2 separate regions of the Homo sapiens genome follow, and region 2 is linked to region 1. A link is an interaction called in ENCODE POLR2A ChIA-PET data of the cell type or tissue named here. Cell type or tissue: GM12878. All regions are shown on one strand. Each heading gives the region's core, and the rest is flanking DNA. Links, peaks and the distances in the headings are about the cores only. Region 1 overlaps NMT2 (N-myristoyltransferase 2). Region 2 overlaps FRMD4A (FERM domain containing 4A).

Evidence for each region. Peaks named below come from ENCODE experiments on the same cell type or tissue, not always from the same donor. Only the 100,000 strongest peaks of a DNase experiment are listed, where the experiment ranks them.
Region 2: POLR2A ChIA-PET joins it to region 1 with 5 read pairs; 2 of 35 experiments call an interaction of 5 or more read pairs at or near these places.

Annotation. Positions count from the first base shown.
Region 1 is chr10:15,119,272-15,128,578 of GRCh38, forward strand. It overlaps NMT2 (N-myristoyltransferase 2), which reads right to left. Exons shown (of 12, transcript NM_004808.3): 8 at 9,079-9,187; 9 at 72-242. LOC105376431 (a long non-coding RNA gene) reads left to right here. Exons shown (of 2, transcript XR_930693.4): 2 at 1-298. Among named protein-coding and RNA genes, the nearest start is that of RPP38, 27 kb to the left of the region's middle. RefSeq lists enhancers at 3,605-3,784, 4,691-4,830. In GM12878, for the core only: no CTCF peak of the experiment used is centred there; DNase peaks (open chromatin) are centred at 3,600 and 4,759; H3K4me3 peaks cover 257 bases; H3K27ac peaks cover 2,734 bases.
Region 2 is chr10:13,738,077-13,747,383 of GRCh38, forward strand. FRMD4A (FERM domain containing 4A) reads right to left here. Exons shown (of 25, transcript NM_018027.5): 10 at 2,436-2,501; 11 at 2,118-2,175. Among named protein-coding and RNA genes, the nearest start is that of PRPF18, 160 kb to the left of the region's middle. RefSeq lists a silencer at 2,293-2,587 and an enhancer at 5,211-5,450. In GM12878, for the core only: no CTCF peak of the experiment used is centred there; a DNase peak (open chromatin) is centred at 5,455; H3K27ac peaks cover 5,465 bases.

The DNA of each region.
Region 1 (9,307 bases), core at 510-8,509:
ATAATTCTGCTGCACGCTGAACACAAAGGGTGCTTCAAGGAGAAGCTTTATGTTTATCACCTTGTCTTTACCTCCACTACAAACGTGTCAATAATGTGCTCCCGGGGGAGGAACCAGTGGGCTACTTCCTCTTCATCCATCACTGGAGCCAGATGAAACTGCTTCAGGTAAGTGTTGATTAATTCTCGAACTGATTTGATATCTTTTGGTTCCATTGGTCTCAAACCTGAAGTCTTTGTAACCTTGTTGGAGGGGAAACAAAACAAATCCAGAAGTTCAGGTAGAAGAGGAGTGAAACGACTTTGCACTCAAAGTGTGGTCTGCAGACCAGCAGAATGAGCAGCACGCGGGAGCTAGTTAGAGCTGCAGAGCCTGGCCCTGCCCCAGATCTAATGAATCCGAATCTGCAACTCAACAAGATTTCCTTGGGTTTGTACATACATTAAGGTTTGAGAAGAGCTGGGTTAAAATATAGGCGAGACAGACAATGTGTTGTATCTTCCTATCTGTGCGGCAAGTCTTTGGTCACTACTGCCCATGACCCAAACAAACATCAAAGGGAACAGTACAAGTTCATGATGTACGCCAATACCCAAAACACACCAATGTATATACCAATGCCAAGAATGTTAACAGTCTACATGATGGGACATAGCCAACTTAGCATGACTTCTGGAGTACAGGCAGCCCTCCGTATCCACTGGTTGTGCATCTGTGGGTTCGACCAACCTTAGACGAAAAATATTCGGGGAAAAAAAACTGGATCGTTGCATCTGTGCTGATCATGTACGGACTTTTTTTCTTGTCATTATTTCTTAAAAATGCAGTGTAACAACTACTTACATAGCATTTAGATTGTATTTGACCTTATAAGTAATCCAGAGATGATTTAAAGTATACAGGACAGGGGGCATGGTGGCTCATGCCTGTAATCCCAGCACTTTGGGAGGCTGATGCCGGTGGATCATTTGAGGTCAGAAGTTCGAGACCAGCCTGGCCAACATGATGAAACCCTGTCTCTACGAAAAATGTAAAACTTAGCCAGGCGTGGTGACATGCACCTGTAATCCCAGCTACTCGGGAGGCTGAGGCAGGAGAATCGTTTGAAACTGGGAGGCGAAGGTTGCAGTGAACCATGATCACGCCACTGCACTCAAGCCTGGGAGACAGGGAGGGACTTCGTCTCAAAAATAAATAAATAAAGTATACAGGAGGATGTGCATACATTATATGCAAATACACAATGCTACGCCATCTTATATAAGGGACTTGAGCACCCAAGGATTCTGGTATCTGAGGGGTCCTAGAACCAATCCTTCATGGTTTCTGAGGGATGCTTTAAAACTGCCAAGTCTGACATTTTGAAAATACAACTGAGCAACTTGTTTTATTATGCAATAGCCCATTAAAAGCGTGTGGTGATTTTGTTCTCTTGAACAAAAATGATATAGGAGTGAATCATATCAGGCTGGATGGGAAGGCAAGCATTGTTCATAGCCAAGTATTTTCTAAAGGCAAACGGGTTTACAGCCATACCAGCCTGAAAGTGTCCATCTTGTCTAACGGCAAATGGCTGCCAGGGACGCGGCCTGGCCTCTCCTGCCACATCTTCTGGGTAAAGGTGATCAGGGTAGGTGTCTTATCACTACTCCAGAGCTTTAGAATTTAAAAAATTAAGCCATAGGAATAAAACACCTAAAAGTCAGGACAGGTCCCCATTTGAATTTGTTCAGCTGTTGTCCTTGTAAAAGCTCCTGACATCACTTTGCTCTCTAGAACTGTTCAGGGGCCAGGGGACTTGAGACTAAAAGTCAGGAAGCCCAACAAACAGACAATTTTAAACTGAGAAATACAGTTTATTTTTTTCTGTAAACCTGATTTTTCCCCCCCTTGGAGAAACACTAGATACATTTTAAGAGATGAATAATCTGTATATAAATATTGCTACTCTACTTTTTCTGCCCTAAATGATTATTTTTAAAAATTTTATATAATCTAGCAGTTCCACTCTTAAGAAATATTGTTAAAGGAAAAACTTCCTGTAGAATGAGGTCATCACAATTCCTGCATGCCCCCAGGTGGAAGCCCAAGGGGGAAAACAGGTGTTTTTTTTGAGACGGAGTCTCACTCTTGTCACCCAGGCTGGAGTGCAATGGTGCGATCTCGGTTCACTGCAACGTCTGCCTCCTGGGTTCAATCGATTCTCTTGCCTCAGGCTCCCGAGTAACTGGGATTACAGGCACCTGCCACCACGCCCGGCTAATTTTGTGTTTTTAGTAGAGACAGGGTTTCACCACGTTGGCCAGGCTGGTCTCGAATGCCTGACCTCAGGTGATCTGCCCACCTCGGCCTCCCAAAGTGCTGGGATTACAGGTGTGAGCCACCACACTAGGCCAAGGAAAATAGGTTTTCTCTTGAGTGCCAGCTGTCATCAACTATTAGCTGTGCTGGGGTTTCTAAGCTTCAGTGACACACAGTGCTGATTGATTATCGATTAGCTGGGGGAAAGGGGAATGGGAGGTGCATGCTCTGTATTTATACACCAACAGTCCTCAGCTGAATATTTACTATAAGCCATTCTATTATGATGATGTCATGTCTAAAGCACTTCAGCTAAAATGCCATTTAATAATCTAAATTTAGAGAATTTAAGTCCTTCACATTTAACAGGCAATGCATACCTTTAGTCTTTTAGTACCTCTCAAAACCAATGAGTCAGAAATGTCCAGATCTCCACTGGAAATAAATAAGCACTTCTAAATGCTAGTGGGAAGACCAAAACCATATAAAATATATATCATAGTCATTTAAAAAATTAGTTTCTGCTATGAGGCAGACTTAGCTTGATAAATTTCAAATAGCCTTTCTCAATATCAGAATTTTTTTTCTTTTGTTACTGGTTCAGTAACAATCAACAATATCAAGCAATTAGATGAATTAATGAAAGCCACAGGATATATGATATCTGTTAATAGAGAACATTCAGAAATGAAAAAAAAATTTGCCAACTTCCTTCTAGAGCAAAACATTCTTCTGGAGCACAATTCTCATTCATTGAATATCCAACTGTGAAACCACTAAAGGAACTGCCCAGCAGATCGCCTTAAAGCAGCAGTTCTCAAATATTTTGGTCTTGGGACCCTTTTACACTCTTTTTTTTTTTTGAGATGGAGTCTTACTCTGTCGCCCAGGCTGGAGTGCAGTGGTGTGATCTCAGCTCACTGCAACCTCTGCTTCCCGGGTTCAAGTGATTTGATCCTGCCTCAGCTTCCCAAGTAGCTAGGATTACAAGCACGTGCCACCACGCCCAGCTAATTTTTTGTATTTTTAGTAGAGATGCAGTTTTATCGTACTAGCCAGGATGGTCTCGATCTCCTGACCTTGTGATCTGCCCACCTCGGTCTCCCAAAGTGCTGGGATTACAGGCATGGGCCACTGCACCTGGCCTACGCTGTTAATAATGATTGAGTACCTCCAAAGAGCTTTGCTTATGTGGGTTATGCATATCCACACTTATCGCATTAGAAATCAAAACTGAGAACATTTTTAAACAAAAGACTACAGAAATACACATGCCACATGGCCTCTGGAAGACTTCACAGTATACTCAGACGAGAATGAAAGTGAAAAAATTACATACTAGTGTTATTATGAAAATAGTTAAAAAAAAAAAATGACTGCATAGATTCAAAGATCTTGGGGGACTTCCAGAGGTCCCTGGGCCACACTTTGAGAACTGCTATCTTAGGTCTCTAAAGGTTAGAAAAATAAGTAGCAGAATTTAGACAAGCAATATGTTGCCTAAATTCAGGTAAAAAGTATCATAAGTTTGGCAACTTATAAGCATTTTGAACAAATTTTTATAGAAGCATTAAAGCATAAGAGCACACCAGGATGTACCAGCTATAAAAAACAGAAAGTCCTAGAAAACAGGGTAAGAATATTTACATTTGCTGACTAATAGCTAAAATAATCTGTGTAAGAATGAAATACTGCCAGGCACGGTGGCTCACACCTGTAATCTCAGCACTTTGGGAGGCTGAGGCAGGCGGATCACAAGGTCAAGAGATCGAGACCATCCTGGCCAACATGGACTAAAATACAAAAATTAGCTGGGTGTGGTGGCACGTGGCTGTAGTCCCAGCTACTCAGGAGGCTGAGGCAGGAGAATTGCTTGCATCCAGGAGGCGGGGGTTGCAGTGAGCCAAGATCGCATCACTGCACTCCAGCCTGGCGACAAAGCGAGACTTCGTCTCACAGAAAAAAAAAAAAAAAAAAAAAAAAGAAATAACTTTTGAAAAGCAAAACAAACACTCAAATTATAACTATTGTCCTCAGAAAGAACCAGGAAGGCTATTGGGCTTACATTAAAATGGCTAGCTTCCGTATAATGGAATAGTGAAGCGGTCATGTTTTCTGAGAGTTCAATAAAATGCAGAGAATCATTTCCAGTAAATAAGAAAAATCTCAGTTTCATAAGCAAACTCTGTATCTGAATCAGATATCCTTTCCCATGGCCCAACTAATATGCATGATTCATGGGCCTCTACGTAGATTGAAATCTGTGTAAAATCTGCTTATAAGTACATAAGGAAATGAAGCTCAGAGCTCTATTAAAAAACAGTAGTGTTGTTATCTGTCAAGTTGTGGTACAAACCGTTTGAGAGCCAAGATTCCAGAGAAGAGATGTAAGCAATGATTATGGTTATTTATATGATTCAAAAAGGAGCAAACAGAATGCTAACCACTAAAAAAACCATCTAATGCCACTAAATATAGAACACCTTATATGCCTCGACATGTCTAAGCAAGCACACCCTCCTTGCAGCACAGTGCTAAGACCTTAGTGGATCATTCTCTGACTTCTGCTTTTTATCAACATCAAATTACCTTTCAGCTCATTGACACAGATGCGCAAAATCGAACTTGGAAATACTCAACACCAGATCAAAAAAACAAAACAAAATAAAATCTCCCCAAACACTGAAAGGGTAGGGAGGCATCGTAAGGCGTGTTTCTTGGGGAAACCTTAGTATTTTAGGTAACAGTTGTGAATGGCGCAGGCCCTGCGACAGCTCTGCTTCTGGCCAGCAGACTCTGAGCAAGTCAATCTGTGTTCTCATGGCCCCTTCTGTGCTATGGGGATAAGGACCCATCCTCCTGTGGCTGTTGTGATTAGTAAATGAGACTACGGCTGTTAAATGTCGAGCATAACGCCGGCCACAATAAATGTTAGCTCCTATATTCAAAAGTCCATGAAAAAGACAGAAAGCTGGCACTCCTACAAGCAAAAAGAGTAACAATGAAGCAGAAAATGAGATTGATCTATACAGCAAAAGCTGTATTCCATAAGTTTGCTTTTACGCTGAATGGTACAAAAATGTTCTTAAATAACTTGACTGCTAGCAGTGGTATCACCCATCTGGGCCCATAGGAGAGGAAGGGGCATCCGGTGTATGCAGTTCTGTCCAGTTTAACTCAAGAGGCAGACACCCAAGGGACTGCTGCCAGCACCTTCCAATTTCATAATATCTGTACTTTAATCTCTCTTTTATTCTATTAATTTACTCTTTATTTTCCTTTCCTTTCCTATGACTTAAAAGGGGGAAAGGAGACTGGGGCAAGCCAATGAGAACTGTTTGCATCTTGACAATCGTCCTTTTCTGCCTTGATTTATGCTGTACTCACAGTGAGACATTCAGTGGGGCTGAGCCATGGTGTCCCCATAGTGGGTAATGTTAGAGGGGATGGCAGAGGCAGAGGGAGCTAACAGGGAAACATGGAGGTCTGGGGCCTGCATCCCAAGCCCTCCACTTGGTGATATTAACACATCCTCGCCTAAGTGCCAACTGTCACATACCTCAGTTTCTTCATCTGTAAAATGGGGATAAGAAGTACTAACTTCAAAAGGTTGCTGTGAGAATAAATTGAATAATGTATTTGAAAGCACTTCATAACCTTCAATTTATGGGTGGGGGAAAGGCAGTCACTATCACAGCACGACTGGAACAGGACTGCTACCAGGAACCCAGGTTCACTGGAAGTAAGATGCCACAGTCTGGTTTCATAATACACGCCTATACCCAGGAGAAGATTGACTCTTGTACAAAAATATTAAGGCTGATGAATGGAGTCAAGTCAAAAATAGCTTTAGCACTTTAAGAAAATCATTGTGAGTAAACCAATGGTATGTGCTAAAACTCCTTATTCTTCACTCCATTGTAGGCAACCTACATGTAAGTGTGTCTTTTCCTTGTACATAAGCTAGGCTGCTTGAGGTTCAAGAAACTGAAATTTGGAGAGACCAAAGTGGAACAGCATTTGCCCATAGTGAAAAAAAGAGGCATTTTTGAAGTTTGTATGTATGTATGTATGTATGTACGTATGTATTTAGTTATTTATTTAGTTATTTATGAGATGGAGTCTCGCTCTGTGGCCAGGCTGGAGTGCAATGGCGTGATCTCAGCTCACTGCAACCTGTGCCTCCTAGGTTCAAGCGATTCTCCTGCCTCAGCCTCCCTAGTAGCTGGGACTACAGCCATGTGCCACCATCCACAGCTAATTTTTTAATTTTTAGTAGAGATGGGGTTTCACCATGTTGGCCAGGGTGGCCTCGATCTCTTGACCTTGTGATCTGCCCGCCTTGGCCTCCCAAAGTGCTGGGATTACAGGTGTGAGCCACCGCGCCTGGCCGAAGATTTTATTTCAATTCACACGTCACAACACTTCAAACAAAAGATCCCATCAGTGGCACACAGATTCTAAGATGGCCCCCAGTGATCCCACCTCCTGGGGTTCACAGCTGGTGTGATCTGCTCCTGTTACGTGTGGGCAGGACCTGTGATTTGGTTCTAACCAATAGAAATGGCAATGGCGGCTGGGCGCAGTGGCTCACACCTGTAATCCCAGCACTTTGGGAGGCTGAGGCGGGTGGATCACCTGAGGTCAGGAGTTCGAGACCAGCCTGACTAATATGGTGAAACCCCATCTCTACTAAAAATACAAAAATTAGCTGGGCGTGGTGGTGCACACCTGTAATCCCAGCTACTTGGGAGGCTGAGGCAGGAGAATTGCTTGAACTCAGGAGGCGGAGATTGCAATGAGCTGAGATTGTGCCATTGCACTCCAGCCTGGACAACAGAGCGAGCCTCCATCTTAAAAAAAAAAAAAAAAAGAAATGGCAATGGCGACTGGATGTCACTTTCATGAATCACCTGCATAGGGTTCTGACTTCCATCTTGCCAGCAGATCCTCTCTATAGACTCTCTCTCTCACTGGCTTTGATGAATAAGCTGCCATGCTGTGAGCTACCCTATGGAGAATCCAACATGGCAAAGAACTGAGGCCCTTGGTCCAACAGCCAGTGAGGAACTCAATCCTGCCAACAACTACAGGAGCATGGAAATGGATCCTTCCCTAGTCAAGTTTCAGATGAGACCTCAGCCCTGGCTGACACCTGGGTGGCAACTTCAGGAGAGACCCTGAACAAAGCACAGGACTCAGCTAAGCTGTGACTGGATTTCTGGCCCACAGAAGCTGTGTGATAATAAATGTTGTTTTAAGCAGCTCAGTTTGTGGTCATTTTTTACATGGCCATAGATAACTAATATAGCCAAGCCCCAAATAAAGCCAAGTCTAGAAAGCACATTTATATTTTTCCCTATTAAAAATGATAACTTGGCTGGGCGTGGTGGCTCACACCTGTAATCCCAGGACTTTGGGAGGCCAAGGCAGGCGGATCACAAGGTCAGGAGTTCAAGACCAGCCTGGCCAACATGGTGAAACCCCCGCCATCTCTACTAAAAATACAAAAATCAGTTGGGTGTGGTGGCACACACCTGTAATTCCAGCTATTTGGGAGGCTGAGGCAGGAGAACTGTTTGAACCCGGGAGGCGGAGGTTGCAGTGAGCCAACATCCAGCCACTGCACTCCAGCCTGGGTAACAGAGCGAGACTCTGTCTCAAAAAATAAAAAAATAAAAAAAATAACTTTTCGCCAGGCGTGGTGGCTCACTCCTGTAATCCCAGCATTATGGGAGGCCGAGGCAGGCGGATCACAAGGTCAGGAGATCAAGACTATCCTGGCTAACATGGTGAAACCCCGTCTCTACTAAAAATACAAAAAATTAGCCGGGCATGCTGGCGGGCGCCTATAGTCCCAGCTACTCAGGAGGCTGAGGCAGGAGAATGGCGTGAACCCAGGAGGTGGAGCTTGCAGTGAGCCGAGATCCCGCCACTGCACTCCAGCCTGGGCGACAGAGTGAGACTCCGTCTCAAAAAAAAAAAAAAAAAAAAAAAATAAATAAATAAATAAATAAATAAATAAAATAAAATAAATAAATAACTTTTCGCTGGGTGCAGTGGCTCATGCCTGTAATCCCAGCACCTTGGGAGGCTGAAGCAGGCGGTTCACTTGAGGTCAGGAGTCTGAGGCCAGCCTGGCCAACATGGTGAAACCCCATCTCTATTAAAAATGCAAAAATTAGCCGGGTGTGGTGGCGGGTGCCTGTAGTCCCAGCTACTTGGGAGGCTGAGGTGGGAGAATCGCTTGAACCCGGGAGGCAGAGGTTGCAGTGAGCTGAGATTGTGCCATTGCGCTGAAGGGGCAACAGAGCAAGACTGTCTCCAAAAAAAAAAAAAATGACAACTTTTCACATTGAGAACGAGATAGTTTAAGAAGATGATAATTTAATGAGACATTATTTCCACTCGCTGGGTCTCTCCTCTACACTTGATTCCTGAGTTCCAACGCATTAAGAGATCAGCAGCCTGGACTTTTCTTCCTTCTTACTTAACAGACCATAAATTTCCCAAATTTCAAAACTTACTTGCCTTGAGTTCAGTCTTATCCAACTACCAATGAAACAACTTTAAGAGCCTTGGGAAAAAAGGAAAGATTGGCATTTCCAAACAAACTCCCTACCTTCCCTAGCTCCCGAGTTCCATGAAATCTCTTTCGCTCCATATTCACTTCCTCAGACACACCAGTCAGTTTTTAGACTCCTGCAAATAATTCTTTTCTGCATTAAAAGCGTCAGTTGTTACAGCTTCAAAAAACTGCAAATCATTCTTACTTACATCTGGAAGTCTGTATAGCTTCATTGTTCTCTGTAAAGTCATATTTCTACTCAAGTGAGAAAATTTCACTTCTACCAATTTTCTGGGGTTTAGTGATCGATGCCAGTATCTGGAATACAATAAAGGTTTTAAAATCAAATTGATTTCTAACTCTACAAGTTTTCACTCTTTGTCTCAGCTTGGCTGTTACATAAGCATTTACTGAATACTTACGTTGTACTAGACAGAG
Region 2 (9,307 bases), core at 925-8,924, 1.4 Mb before region 1:
CAGATGCGTCTGTCATTGAAGGATACTCTGTTATGTGAAGAGGGTGACATGGGGAGTGCCGGGGGCTGGGGGCCTGGCTCTGCTCTTAATCAGCCGCACAGCCGAGGTCCTTTCCCTTTATAAATAAGGAATGAATGCCCTGCTTGCGCTCTCTCTCTCTCTTTTTTTTCCTTCTAAGAATTTAGGCATTCCATGCCGGGATGCTCACTCACCACAACTGAAAATCTGTGAGATGTCACACCTAATAAAAGGACCTTCTGGGCAGAGAAACTGTCATCGATGGTCAGAGCCAGAGGAGCTGTGGAGACTATGGAAAGTGACTCCTCTCATTTTAACAACAAATCACAGCAAAGAGTTGGCCCAGCTTTACCCAGGACCTTCCCCAGCTCCGGGGAGCACAGGCTGGAAGGTGTCACCCTGAGGTCCTGCTCACCCAAGATGACAGCTGGGTGCCAGGCAGGGTTTTAGGACTCATGCTGTTGGACAGGGTAGCACAGTGGAAGCTGAAACAGTCTCAGGACTGAATTAGAAACACCAAGTCCCTGTTTATTCCTTTTTTTTTGAGATGGAGTCTCACTCTGTCACCCAGGCTGGAGTGCATTGGCACAATCCTGGCTCACTGCAACCTCCGCCTCCCAGGTTCAAGGAATTCACCCACCTCAGCCTCCCAAGTAGCTGGGATTACAGGCACGTGCCACCACGTCTGGCTAATTTTTGTATTTTTAGTAGAGACAGGATTTCACCATGTTGGCCAGGCTGGTCTCAAACTCCTGACCTCAGCTGATCCACCCGTCTTGGCCTCCCAAAGTGCTGGGATTACAGTCATGAGCCACTGCGCCTGCCCCCACTGTTTATTAACAGAGACCTCTTGTCACCTGAGCGTAAGTTGCAATTCTATATTCAAATAGGATGATTCTGAGTTAATTAGAGCCCCCAGAAGCTAGGATTTTATAGTGAGCATATCAAGCAGCTTTTCCCTAATTGCCAAGTTTCTAAATAACCTAATACAACCCCATAGTGGGTGTCTGGAAAACTTGAAACTGGCATCACGGTTTTGAAATATTTGTGGGGCGTGAGTTATTTCAAGATGAGCAAAAAGATGAAAGGCAAAAGAGATAAATTTTGAAATTTCTTTTCAAGCTTCTGGGTATATGATTTCTTAAAACTTTAAAGGTGGGATAAAATCCTTGTATTAAACCCCTGCCTCTGGGAAGCAGCTGTGTGCACTGCAACGGTTTCAGAGAACAGAACAAGAGGAAACCCAATGCCACTGCAACAGCAGATTGACCAGAGAAGGGCTGTCATCACACCATAAAACATGGCATCAGTGAGACCACAAGGCCACCAGACAGGGAGCCTGGTGCAGCTGGGCCAGGTTTCCTGGATTCGTGCTCTTTTCCAAATTAGTAGCAGAGCCATTGCTTATGCTTTGAGGTTCTAAGTGCCAAACACCTCTACTCCTTTGGCACTTTGAAAATCACAAGCCCTGCTTTTGATCTTTACCAAACTGAAATAAAGAGCACAGTTTTGAAGTTTTCTTGGAAGGCAGAAAGCATATATATCAGAGGCAGCCTTTCTGTTAAGTTCTAGGGCTGACAAAGAAATGGACCACAGGTTGAAGCAAGTTAACTGGATGAAGTTTTCTGTATTTGAAATTGTCTCCCCGCAGTGTGCAATCTTCCTGACCAAGTCCTCCACAACCTCCATTCCCACCAGGAATTATAAAGAAAAAAACAATGAGGGCCAGGCGCGGTGGCTCACGCCTATAATCCCAGCACTTTGGGAGGCCGAGGCAGGCAGATCACCTGAGGTCAGGAGTTCCAGACCAGCCTGGCCAACATGGCAAAACCTCGTCTCTACTAAAAATACAAAAATTAGCTGGGTGTGGTGGCGCATGCCTGTAATCCCAGCTACTCAGGAGGCTGAGGTAGGAGAATCGCTTGAACCCGGGAGGTGGAGGTTGCAGTGAGCCAAGATCGCACCCTGCACACCAGCCTGGGAGACAAAGCAAGACTCTATCTCAAAAGAAAAAGAAAAAGAAGAAAACATATAACGAGATGTTTTGATTTGTTTGCTTAGGGGAGGTTTGGTAACCTTCACCAAATGAGTCTACTCACCTTCACTGCATAATAGTGAACCCCGTAGGTTGGGAGAGACTCCACGATGCTCATGTAGCTGGAATGACAACACGAAGATACACAAACACACACACAATGCGCAAAAGGCTAGTTATTCAGCAGATCTGGTATCATATATATATTTGTGTATGTGTACGTGATAAAGTTCTCGGAGTGATTATTTACTTGAAAATTAAATGGAAACATACACCCCCCACTCCCAGATATGTCTTTGGAGAGGAACTGAACAATCCTGACATACGATATATTAACACACACAAACACTGTCCCCATGTGAGCTGGGAAGGGGCCACTTACTTTACGATTGCTTGACCTCTTGTCTGACCGTTCAGTTTCTTGTAGTGCTCAATGACTCTGTCTTCACTGTAATTAGAAGAAAAGAATGCTGTTGTTGGAGTCTCTAGGTCAACAGCCAAGCTTCCTGCCAGTAAGATATTTCTCAGCCCCATCTCATAAGAAGCTCCAAGGCACCAACAGCTCCTGGAAAAATGATTTGTCCTGGAGTGGTATTTCCAAACTCGGTCTGAGTGCTATCTATTTGGATGTAGATTTACTTTAAAAAGAGTCTGTTTTCCCCACAAAGGACTTGCATTCTCTTTGTCTTGGATGTTTGTTTTTTTTTTTTTTTTTGAGACGGAGTCTTGCTCTGTCACCCAGGCTAGAGTGCAATGGTGCGATCTTGGTTCACTGCAACCTCCACCTCCCGAGTTCAAGCAATTCTTGTGCCTCAGCCTCCAGAGTAGCTGGGACTACAGGTGCGTGCCACCACACCTGACTGATTTTTGTATTTTTAGTAGAGACAGGGTTTCATCATGTTGGCCAGGCTGGTCTCAAACTCTTAACCTCAAGTGATCCACCCACCTTGGCCTCCCAAAGTACTGGGATTACAGGCGTGAGCCACCATGGCTGGCTTATCTTGGATTTCTAATCAAGAAATATAAGACTGGAGCCCAGGCCGGGTGCAGTGGCTCACCCCTGTAATCCCAGTGTTTAGGGAGGCTGACATGGGGGGATTGCTTGAGCCCAGGAGTTTGAGACCAGCCTGGGCAACACAGTGAGACCTTGTCTCTATACAAAAATACAAAAATTAGCCAGGCATGGTGGGGTATGCCTGCAGTCCCAGCTACTTGGGAGGCTGAGGTGGGAGGATTGCTTGAGCCCAGGAGGTCAAGGCTGCAGTGAGCTACAATTGCACCACTGCATTCCAGCCTGGGTGACAGAGTGAGACCCTGGCTCAAAAACAAAAAACAAAAGAACAAAAAGACTGGAGCCCAGGTTTTGGGATCAGCTCCTTGGAAGAAATGGTACCGTGGGAACAAGAGGAAGCAGACAGCAGAGATGACGCATGAATGCCCGGGCTGAGCTCCCTGGGGCCCTTCTTATCCTCATCTTCCCAGTCCTGTTCACACAGGGCCTCATGGGGGAATGGCAGGCATTGACCTTAACCAAGTGCCCACAGCCTACCTGCTCTGAATGCGTAGTCAGGAATGGAAGGCTTTCCAGGAGGATGGAATGTTCTGGAATTTGGGCTTGGTTAATATGAACCATGAAGCAACAAAAGCCCCATAGGAATGCTTGGAGAACAACAGCAAACCAGCTACCAGAATTAGACAGGCGCTCCCTCCTTTTTTGAAATCTTAGGTGTTTTTGTTTTTGTTTTTGAGACGCAGTCTCCCTTGTCACTCAGGCTGGAGTGCTGTGGAGCGATCTTGGCTCACCGCAACCTCTGCCTCCCAGTTTAAAGCAATTCTTGTGCCTCAGCCTCCTGAGTAGCTGGGATTACAGGTGTGTGTCACCACACCTTGCTAATTTTTGTATTTTTAGTAGAGATGGGGTTTTGCATGTTGGCCAGGCTGGTCTCAAACTCCGGGCCTCAGGTCATCTGCCCACCCCTGCCTCCCAAAGTGCTGGGATTACAGGCGTGAGCCACCGCGCCCAGCTGAAATCCTAGTTCTAATATAACAAGAGGTTAGCTGGCTCCTTGGCAGCAGTGGCAAGCCCGCCTCCTGAGAAGTGACTCTGGTGCCCATGAGGTAGGAGATACGGCCGCTCCCACCCCCGCTTTCGGAAGGGCAGAGCCAACCTGGGGAATCCCAGGGAAGCAGGTGCAGGCAGAAAGCCCCAACCCCACCTGCTGAGGTGTGGAGTCGACACCTCGGTCTCCCTGGTCTGGCCCCAGAGCCTTGGAACCTCAGTTCTCACTCTCAGGTCTTACTCCTCTTCACCCTCCCTGTCCTCTGTCAAAGCTCTGTGAGGGGAGCTGATTCTAGGGGTGTACCCTCGAGATCTCAATAGAGGATCTTTATTATCTATTATTTTTGAGACAAGGTTTTGCTCTCTCGCCCAGACTGGAGTGCAGTGGTATGATCCTGACTCACTGCAACCTCCATCTCCCAAGTTCAAGCAATTATCCTGCCTCAGTCTTCCGAATAGCTGGGATTATAGGTGTGCACCACCACGCCTGGCTAATTTTTGTATTTTTAGTAGAGATGAGGTTTCACCACATTGACCAGGCTGGTCTCAAACTCCTGACCTCAAATAATCTGCCCATCTCAGCCTCCTGAAATGCTGGGATTACAGGTGTGAGTCACTATACCCGGCCCTATTATCTATTATCCATCAGCCCAGGATCTACCTAAAGCCTTCTTTTACCCACCTTTTTGTTTTCAGTTTTAGCAAGGCCAGTGTTGGGGGTAACAGGTTCTACACATTCATCACCTAGTCCTTGGGGGTAATTTATTTCTCTTCCAATGACTACCTTAACCTCCAACTAGTATCTTTTAATTTTAATACTCTGGAATTTGATGCATAGAGGACAGTGAGAGGTCTTGATAAAGAAGGGTCTTTATAAATACCCAGAATGAGGACCAGCCAGCTACAGGGGGCCTTGCCTCAGTTGGAGAGTCACTTCTGTGGGGTCTGGATATCCTCTATTCAGAAAGGGGCAGACCCAGCCATCTCTCTCCTTGGCTCCCACATGCCGAGGAAGTTCTATATCAAGTGTGACAAGGTCGTCTCCTGAAGACGATTCTCGAAAAGCATGCTCCCCAAGGGCAGGCCCAGCCTCACTAATCCTGCAGAACTGCGTCAGGAGGTTCAGCGGCTCCACTTCCTTCCATCCCACTCACTAAATCAACAGCTGCCTTGGCGTGTTTCCTACCACGTGACATGGGGTTTTGTGAAGTCGACTCCTAGATCCAGGGTCAAGCAACTCAGTGTAGATAGGGACCTTTTTCCTTTGCAGCACTAGGGAGAGAGGGTCCCTGGGGTGAGTTCAGGAGGTGCAAGTCAACATAGCACTGTAGCCATGAACACACAGAAGGCTCAGGAGAAACACCAGTGAAAGAAAGTCAAAACCACTGTCAGAAAGCCGCGTCGCTGTTTAACCACGACATGTCCTGACCACAGGGTTCTGGGTGGCCGACAGCAGCAGAAATCTTTGCCGCCCCCTGTTTGCCCTGTAACTCCTGCTCTCTGAGGCCATCTGTGAAGCCACAATAATTGCCTTCTCCATCCTCAGCTTTTCCTGCTTGTTTTGCCCCCTTAAACATGGTGGGCTTATCCTGGAAGAACAGGCTCAATCCTGACCGAGAACCTATTCTGCTCCCAGCCTGTCCCCACCTCTGCTCTGGAACTTGCCAGAGGGCTGAAGTGCTCTGAGCTTTGCAGACAATTTTCCCATACCCTAGATTTGTAGCAGGGACTCAAGGGGATAACTAGCAGAAATCCAGGAAGCAGAGTAAGTGCTGCCTGGAGGACACAGGGTTACATGGAGGAAAAAGGCAAATGATCAAAGCTGCCTGTGCCCAGGTCGCTGGCTGGGTCATGTTGTTAAGTCAAATGACCTCTCAGCAGACAAGGGGATACATGAAATGCATGGGTGATGGAAGGGGAAACAGGGATGGTGATATGATATGGTTCCCCGTCTTGGAGCAGCTGCTGGCCTGCTGTGCTCAGTGGTTTCGGGGTTAAAAATAGATGTCCCTGCATACCTTATTGAGGCGATAGGGGTGGTCAGGTGGTCCAGCATTTACAAACTAGGCCCGCGAGGCAGAATCCAGGTCAGGGTCCTGATCCCTCCTTGTTCTGTGGCCCTGGGCACATCATTCTAACTTTCTGCCTCAGTTGCCTCCTCAACAGGGAAATCGCACGGTGTGAAAAGTCCATGCTTGTTAAATGCATGGGGAGAATTAGCAGAAAGGCTTCTTGCACCATAACTCAGCATTATTATGCTGCTTTCACTGCTTTTTAATGACATAATGTGACTATGTATTTCCTCTCTTAATTACCGTCTCAAGTAGGTTGGTGTATGTCATCCCATTTTGCAGAGGAGAAATTGATGAAAGCTACCTGGCTAGTCACTGCAGAGGCTTGGCTGGGATGCTAAGACCCACTGCCTTGGTTACCAGGCTGCAGCCTGCAGGTTGCCCATCCAATGTGCGAACTCCAGCGGGGGCAGGAAAGCCCCCGAAGAATGGTGAGTACAGCTCCTTAGTTCAGGAATGATCAGGGGAACTTGACACTCTGGGTAACTGTGATGAGACGGGTAAAAACGTCTCCCCCACCAGTGAGGGGTCCTGGTTAACCTTGCTGAGTGGTGAATCTGAGGCCCAGAGGGAAAAGCAGTGAACAAGCTGTGTGCACCTGCTCTCTCTTCATTCTGTATCTGTAGGAAGGAGGAACAGCACTTATCCCTCTCCTTGCGGCTTTGCTTTTTAAAAATCTATGTATATATAGGGATATGAAAATAGTTAGCTAGAAGGAATATGTTCTAGCATTTGATAGAACAGTAGGGAAATTATAGTTAACAATAATTTGTTGCATATGTCAAAGTAGCCAAAAGTGAAGACTTGTAATGTTCCCAACACAAAGAAAAGATAAATGTTCGAGGTGATGGATATCCCAGTTACCCTGATTTGACCACTGCACATTATGTACAGATATCAGAGTATATATACGTGAAAAATATGTACAACTATTATGTATCAATAAGAATCAAAGTCCATATAAATAAGGTTGAAATATTAGAGCCAACATCAAGTAGCCAACCACAGTGAAATGAGGTGAAAGGGCCTGTTGTGGTTGTGGTTGTTGTTTTTCAGTAGGGTATCGTCAGGAGGGTCCCTGTCATTGACTTTTATACATCGTCTGGGCTGTGATGCTGACTGTGATACACGTGGCTCCCCCGTCCTGCCACACTCTCAGGGCATTTAACACTGGCTTGGGCACTTATGGGTCTGAAGGAGGCTCAGGGAAAGCGCTGGCCTGGTCGTGATGGTATGGGATGTTCTGCCAAGCCAGCTATAGGTGAAGATGTTCATATGCAGAAGAGACAGAGAGAGTGTGTGTGAAGGGCGAGGTGCCTCTGGGTTAGTAATCATGTGTGAGTACAGAGCAGATAATGGAGATGGTGAAGGAGAAATCCAGAGACACAGGGAGGAGAGAAGAAATTCAAAACTCTCAGATGAGCATAGCAGTGTTCTAAGGTTTGGAAAGGAATGAATGAAGGGATGACTAAGAGACCCACAACAGGACAGGTCTCAGAGGCAAAGAGATTCCTCCCTGGTCCTCTCTAGTTACCTTCTCACATCCCCAGGGCCTTGACCATTGGATTTTTGGAAGTGAACAGCCAGGAGGCTACAGAGGGATGAGGCCCAGTGGCACAAGGAATTAGGGAGGTGGGTAATAGGGTCCATGAACAAGGAAACGGGACCATCATTTTTGGGGGTTCGGATTGCAAGTCTCGACATTTGGAAGCTGATGCATGCAAAATCCCTGCAAGTTAACAGATTTTGCTCTTTGGGGGCAGGTTATAATTAGAGAAAGCCATCATTTATTTACATCTATGTTTCCAAAAGAGGAGTGGCAATAAAACAGCTCAGAGAGATGAAATTAGGGACGCCAGACACGGAAGGGAGCTCCCAGCCTCGGGTCTTGGGGCCAGCTCCCTAGTGATGTGGTCTCTCAGAGAGATGTGATTTATGAGCCAGAGTTGTTTTTTTGTTTGTTTGTTTTGAGATGGACTCTCGCTCTGTCGCCAGGCTGGAGTGCAGTGGCACAATCTTTGTTCCCTGCAACCTCCGACTCCCAAGTTCAAGTGATTCTCCTGCCTCAGCCTCTTGAGTAGCTGGGACACCAGGCGCGCGACATCATGTCCAGCTAATTTTTTTTTGTATTTTTAGTAGAGACGGGGTTTCATCATGTTGGCCAGGATGGTCTCGATCTCCTGACCTTGTGATCTGCCCGCCATGGCCTCCCAAAGTGCTGGGATTATGAGCCAGAGTTCAATGCTGCTAATGAGCCCTGCATCAAGACATGCCCTACCCCAGACACACGAATCAGTGAACAACTAGGTCACTGTCTGGATAAGTGTCCAGACAAGACAAAATGCTCATAATCCATACAGTTCAGAAGTTGTCATCAAAAGCACTTACACAAGTCACGTATTGTAGTTTATTAGAATCAACTTGGTCTGTGCTTTTTGTTTTGCTTTTAAATAAAAGGAGTTGCAATGATTTCTGTTAGGGGATCAGAAGGAACATCAGAGAAGAGGTATTACAGTTATTAAAGGTCAGTGGCCAGGGCTTAGGAACCCAGTAGGATTTCAAAACATTATCCAGGAATGCAAGCCCTGCCCAACTGTGGCCCAAACCACAACCTGGGAGTCTTTCAAATGGCTTGAATCATTCAGAATCAGCCATTTAGGGCCGACAGATGAGCTATGGCATAATGTTACATAGTGGCTAAATCAGGAGATGTGAAACATCGAGGGAAAATAAAACAATCAATCTCCCTCTTCTGAAAGAAGAAAACCCTGTGGTTCTCCCACGTCTCAAAACCTCACACATGCTGTCATCAAATGACAGGTGTTCCAAAATGAAACTCTAGCAGCACATGAAAGGCTCTCGAAGGCGGTGAAGCTTCCAAAGTGAAATTTTAGAAGGTATTCTTTTTGAAAATTAAAAAAAAAAAGAAGAAGAAACAAAAAAGGAGAGGTCTCAGGCACAGTGCTTCACTTAAGTAAATGTAGAAAACGGGCCAGGCGTGGTAGCTCACCCCTGTAATCCCAGCACTTTGGGAGGCCGAGGCAAGCGGATCACCTGAGTGAGGTCAGGAGTTTGAGACCAGCCTGGCCAACATGGTGAAACCCGGTCTCTACTAAAAATACA